2 separate regions of the Homo sapiens genome follow, and region 1 is linked to region 2. A link is a loop called in an ENCODE intact Hi-C map of the cell type or tissue named here. Cell type or tissue: pancreas. All regions are shown on one strand. Each heading gives the region's core, and the rest is flanking DNA. Links, peaks and the distances in the headings are about the cores only.

The links. Peaks named below come from ENCODE experiments on the same cell type or tissue, not always from the same donor. Only the 100,000 strongest peaks of a DNase experiment are listed, where the experiment ranks them.
Region 1: a loop joins it to region 2, with 2.4 times the contacts of the local background. A loop is called at or near these places in 30 of 110 quality-filtered maps.

What each region holds. Positions count from the first base shown.
Region 1 is chr1:15,163,637-15,166,552 of GRCh38, forward strand. All of the region lies in intron 1 of TMEM51 (transmembrane protein 51), which reads left to right. It overlaps TMEM51-AS2 (TMEM51 antisense RNA 2), which reads right to left. Exons shown (of 3, transcript NR_167931.1): 3 at 556-825. Among named protein-coding and RNA genes, the nearest start is that of TMEM51-AS2, 6.5 kb to the right of the region's middle. In pancreas, for the core only: no CTCF peak of the experiment used is centred there; no DNase peak of the experiment used is centred there; H3K27ac peaks cover 48 bases.
Region 2 is chr1:15,213,796-15,216,711 of GRCh38, forward strand. TMEM51 (transmembrane protein 51) reads left to right here. Exons shown (of 4, transcript NM_001136218.2): 3 at 1,100-1,636. The coding sequence starts at 1,293. Among named protein-coding and RNA genes, the nearest start is that of FHAD1, 32 kb to the right of the region's middle. In pancreas, for the core only: no CTCF peak of the experiment used is centred there; a DNase peak (open chromatin) is centred at 1,486; H3K27ac peaks cover 753 bases.

The DNA of each region.
Region 1 (2,916 bases), core at 142-2,641, 50 kb before region 2:
TTGTAATAATAGCAACAAAATTAGAAAGCCATTTTGTTTTTAATCTGTCCAGAGATGGTCCTAGCCACGACCCTTTAAATAAATTTTTGTTTAATTTTGGAATAATTTTAGATTTATAGAAAAGTTGCAAAGGTAATATGGGGCATTTTTGTCTACCCTTCACCCAACTTCCCCTAATGTTGGCTTTTTTTGGGGGGGGGGAGGGGGGAGGGGACAAAGTCTCACTCTGTTACCCAGGCTGGAGTACAGTGGCGTGGTCTCGGCTCACAGCAACCTCCACCTCCTGGGGTCAAGTGATTCTCCTGCCTCAGCCTCCCGAGTAGCTGGGATTTACAGGCATGCACCACCATGCCTGGCTAATTTTTGTATTTTTAGTAGAGACAGGGTTTCACCATGTTGGCCAGGCTGGTCTTGAACTCCTGACCTCAGGTGATCCGCCCACCTCGGCCTCCCAAAGTGCTGGGATTACAGGCGTGAGCCACCATGCCCGGCCTAATGTTGGCATCTTACATAATCGTATTATACTTATCAAAGCTAAGAAATTGACATCACAACTAACTAAACTACAGACTTTATTTTGATTTCGCTGGATTTCCCACTGCATTTTTATTCACCAGGATCCAATTCAAGATGCCACATTGCATTTGGTCATCTTGTCTCCTTAGTATCTTCTGAACTGTGACACTTTCTCAGTCTTTTCTTAAATTTCATGACCTTGAGAACTTTGAAGAGTACTGGTTAGTGTTTTGTAGAACTTCCCTGAATTTCGGTTTGCCTGATGTCTTCTCGTGACTGGACTGGGCCTTTGGGTTTTGGGAAAGAATCCTACAAAGGTGAAGTGTGCTTCTCACTGAATCATGTTAGGATGGAGATAATATCAATGTAACTTCTTATTGATGACATCAGCCTTGGTCACTTGGTTAAGGTGGTGTCTGCCACATTTCTCCACTGTAAAGTTACTACAGCCCCTTTTTGGAAGGGTATTCTTTAACATGAGAGCGAAAGGCAACATTATAAAAGAGATTATTGAAACGATTTTTAGATTAGGCACCTAAAATTTAAAAACTTTGATATATCAAATGATAAACTGGGGACAATATTTGCAACACAGAACAGACAAAGAGTTGTGTTCTGAATCCATGCGGGAGCTTTGCTTTTTTTTTTTTTTTCCTTTTTTTTTTTTTTGAGACGGAGTCTCGCTCTGTCGCCAGGCCAGAGTGCAGTGGCACAATCTCGGCTCACTGCAACCTCTGCCTCCCGAGTTCAAGCAATTCTTCTGCCTCAGCCTCCCGAGTAGCTGGGACTACAGGTGCGCGCCACCACACCCAGCTAATTTTTGTATTTGTAGTAGAGACGAGGTTTCACCATGTTGGCCAGGATGGTCTCCACCTCTTGACCTTGTGATCCGCCCACCTCGACCTCCCAAAGTGCTGGGATTACAGGCATGAGCCACCAAGCCCAGCCTGCTTTTCTAGTTAGTAAGGAAAAGCTGAATGCCCTAGTTGAGAAATGGGCTAAAGAAGAAATGCTGAGGCCAGGCACAGTGGCTGACACCTGCAATCCCAACGTTTTGGGAGGCTGAGGTGGGAGGATTACATGAGCCCAGGAGGTAGAGGCTACAGTGAGCCGTGACTATGCCACTGCAGTCCAGTCTGGGTGACCCTGTCTCAAAAAAAAGAAGAAGAAATGCTGGTGGCCAATTAGTACATGGGAAAAAAAAGAATCAGTATTCAGCCTCATTGTATTAAAGGAAATGCCAATTAAAACAATGCCGTCTTTCACACAGGAAATCTAAAATGTTTTAAAAGTTTTAAAATTTTAATTTAAATAATGCTAACTGGGAGGTAGTGCTTTCAGGAGCTCAGCATAGAAGTGTAAACTGGAGAACAGTCTGAAAACACAGGCCCAAACCTTTAAAGCACTTAGCTTTAAAACACTTTTAATTCCAAGATTTTAACCTTGTTATTAATATCTTCAATACCAAGATTTTATCCCGAGGTAACAATTTATGGTTGTATACGGAGTTAATTTCAACAGTATTTTTTATAATAGCAATAAAACTAAAAATCAAATATATTTGCAGCAACAGGGAATTGGTGACATAAATTGCAGCTCTTTCATATACTGAAGTGGTCCTCAACCACTAAAAATTCCAGTATTGATGAATACTGATGATACGAAAGATTGTTCATTGTACATCAAATTTTTCAAAATTAAGGTTATACTGGGAGGTGGAGGTTGCGGTGAGCCGAGATTGCGCCACTGCACTCCAGCCTGGGTGACAGTGAGATTTCATCTCAAAAAAAAAGTTAGGGTTATAAAACATATTGCAGCAATATCCCATTTTTGTAAAAAACAAAAAAGTATTTTGTTTACACAGCACACAAGAAAGCATGGATACCATCATAGATATTTATCAGCAGTTATGGATGGGGGTAGCCATGGGGGGTTTCGATATTCTTTCTGCTAATCTGTATTTAACTAATTTTTATTTCTTAAACAAGCATTGTTTTCATAACAAAACTGTTATTGATAACACCTTCTCCTCCCATTTGGAACTTTAATGACCTGTGCTGAAGACCCATAGGCTTGTTATGCATCCCACAGGGATTACTGCCAGGCAAGGTGCTTTGGGAACTGTAGAGAGCTTTGAAGACATCAGCTGCCACTCCTGGTGGTTGGTTTACCCTTCAAACTTCGAGTATCTGGGCCTCCCTTCTGAGACTTAGGAAGCTGAGATAGGAGCATGGTGGAAGCCACAGCAGCCGACTCATAGGCAACTGTGAGAAAATACTCACCCAAGGCTGGGCACGGTGGCTCACACTGTAATCCCAGCACTTTGGGAGGCCAAGGCCGGTGGATCACTTGAGGTCAGGAATTTGAGACCAGCCTGACCAACGTGGTGAAACCCCGTCT
Region 2 (2,916 bases), core at 214-2,713:
TGGGTGACTTCATGTGGCCTGCATTCATTTCATCCAACATTGACTCTGCAAACTTTTTTTTTTCGAGACAGAGTCTTGCTCTGTCACCCAGGCTGGAGTGCAGTGGCACAATCTCGGCTCACTGCAACCTCCATCTCCCAGGTTCAAGCAATTCTCCTGCCTCAGCCTCCCAAATAGTTGGGATTACTGGCACGTGCCACAGCACCCAGCCTTTTTTTTTTTTTTTTTTGTATTTTTAGTAGAGACGGGGTTTTACCATGTTGGCCAGGATGGTCTTGATCTCTTGACCTCGTGATCCATCCACCTCGGCCTCCCCAAGTGCTGGGATTACAGGCATGAACTCTGCAAACATTTTTTGAGTCCCTGCTGTGTGCCAGGCTTAGAGATGATGACAATGTGGTCATGGGAAGAGAGAGACTCACCACGGTGGTTGCTGGAGGATTTGGGGAGCACATGAAAGGGGCATCTGAGCTATGGGTGACCAGAGAAATGTTCTGGAGGGTGGTTGGGGGTGGGTAGTGCAAAGAAAGGCAGGCTGAGACATGCAGTAGGAGAGGCAGGAGCCAGGCTAAGGCCACCATGAGCAGCATCATTCTAAGAAGCTGGATTTTCTCCTGCAGGAAGTAGGGAGCCATTGAGGGTGGGGAACAGATGACAGTAGGCTGTTTGGCCTGGTCATACCATTGGCTGAGGCCCTGTCCCCCAGGTGAGTCTGTTACAACCATCGATTGTGGACCATTCATCCCATCGCTCACTCTCCCAGCAGCCTCCAGCAAGAGCTACGATTTTACTGCACTTCATTAAATTCCACACAATGTTTTAATGACCTGAGCTCCGACCTTTCTGGCCTCCAGCAGGGAAAGGTCTGGCTTTTCCTTTTCAGGGAGTAGCGGGCTGGGCAGACCGGCCTCCCTTCTCGCAGCCTCGCACAAGGAGCCTGAGCACGTAAGACATCTGGAATGCATCAAAGGCGAGGCCCAGCCAGAGCCGGCGTGCTCGGTGCTGCTGCCTAACTCCTTCAAGAGCAGAGCCGCCACATTCACAAAGCGTCTGGAATCGGAACTGATCGTCCTCTCTGCTCTTTCTGCTTTCCTTCCAGGCCCTTCCACCGCAGCCATCCGCACGGGAGGCCTCGCGATTGCTCGGAACCATCCCGCAGGAGTTCAGCTGATATTTTCTAGTGTGGGGCGAGAGATTTTGTGGAGCGCATTTAAGGGGTTTTTGTTGTGACTGCTGCCTTGTATACATTTATTTTCTTTCTTGGAACTGGGCCTCGCCCTCCTCCCACTGACATGATGGCCCAGTCCAAGGCCAATGGCTCGCACTATGCGCTGACCGCCATCGGCCTGGGGATGCTGGTCCTTGGGGTGATCATGGCCATGTGGAACCTGGTACCCGGCTTCAGCGCGGCCGAGAAGCCAACAGCTCAGGGCAGCAACAAGACCGAGGTGGGTGGCGGCATCCTCAAGAGCAAGACCTTCTCTGTGGCCTACGTGCTGGTCGGGGCCGGGGTGATGCTGCTGCTGCTTTCTATCTGCCTGAGTATCAGGGATAAGAGGAAGCAGCGGCAGGGCGAGGACCTGGCCCATGTCCAGCACCCGACAGGCGCTGGGCCTCACGCCCAGGAGGAAGACAGGTGAGGCCTGACTGTCCCCTTCCCTCCCCGGATCGGGGATGGGCACGCACGCATGCACACACATGTTCACACCTTTCCGTGGTGAAAAGACTGTCATCTACAGGCTTTATTGTCCCATGTTCGCCCATGACGCCTCTGTCAAAACGGTTTATCATTTTACAAATAACTTTAGACTTTTCTACCAGAGCTTCCCAAATAGCATGGTACAAATGGATTACAGGTAAACCAAGATTTTTTAAAAATTTTATTACAATAGATTTTTACACCATGGAATACTATTCAGCCATAAAAAGGAACAAAATACTGTCTTTTGGGCCAGGTGCAGTGGCTCACTCCTGTAATTCCAGAACTTTGGGAGGCCGAGGCAGGTGGATCACTTGAGGTCAGGAGTTTGAGACCAGCCTGGCCAACATGGTGAAACCCTGTCTCTACTAAGAATACAAAAATTAGCTGGGCATGGTGGCACATGCCTGTAGTCCCAGCTACTGGGGAGGCTGAGGCATGAGAATCGCTTGAACCCAGGGGAGTGGAGATTGCAGTGAGTGAGCTGAGATACCGCCACTGCACTCCAGCCTGGGTGACAGAGTGAGACTCTGTCTCAAAAAAAAAAATACAAAAACAAAAAACTGTCTTTTGCAGCAACTTGGATGGAGCTGGAGGCCATTACTCTTAAGTGAACCAGCATTTTGACCCGCCCAGGGTCACTGAACAGGGCCTGGGGTGGCCAGCATATTTGCTTGTCCCTTCACCCCAGCATGCTGTGTGTATGCTTTAATTTGAAATGGCTGGGAAGCAATTTTCCATTTGAGCAAAAATGCCACCAACAAATTTAAAAGATAAGTGATACATTGGGGAAGATATGATAATAGTTGATATCCCTATTATAAAAAGAGCTCTTAGAAATGAATATGTAAGATGAATATACCAATAGGAAACAGACAAAGATTATGAATATTCCATAGATGTTCAACCAATAGATGTTCAACTTCATTAGTCATGAAATGCAAGCAAAAAGATGTCTTTTCTTTTTTTTGCCTATCATATTGATCAAGATAGACAGCCCCTACTGTTGGAGAGTTGTAGGGAAGATGGATTGCTGATGAAATGTTGACTGATAGAAACTTTCTTAAGAGTTTCACCATAAGGGGCAGTACTGAAGATGTGCGTATTGATCCTATTTATAAGAGTTTATCCCTGGGAGACAGTCCCACAGGTGCAAAGGAGTTTGTACCAGTATATTTATCAGATCATTGTTTAGGATAACAAAAACTTAGAAACAA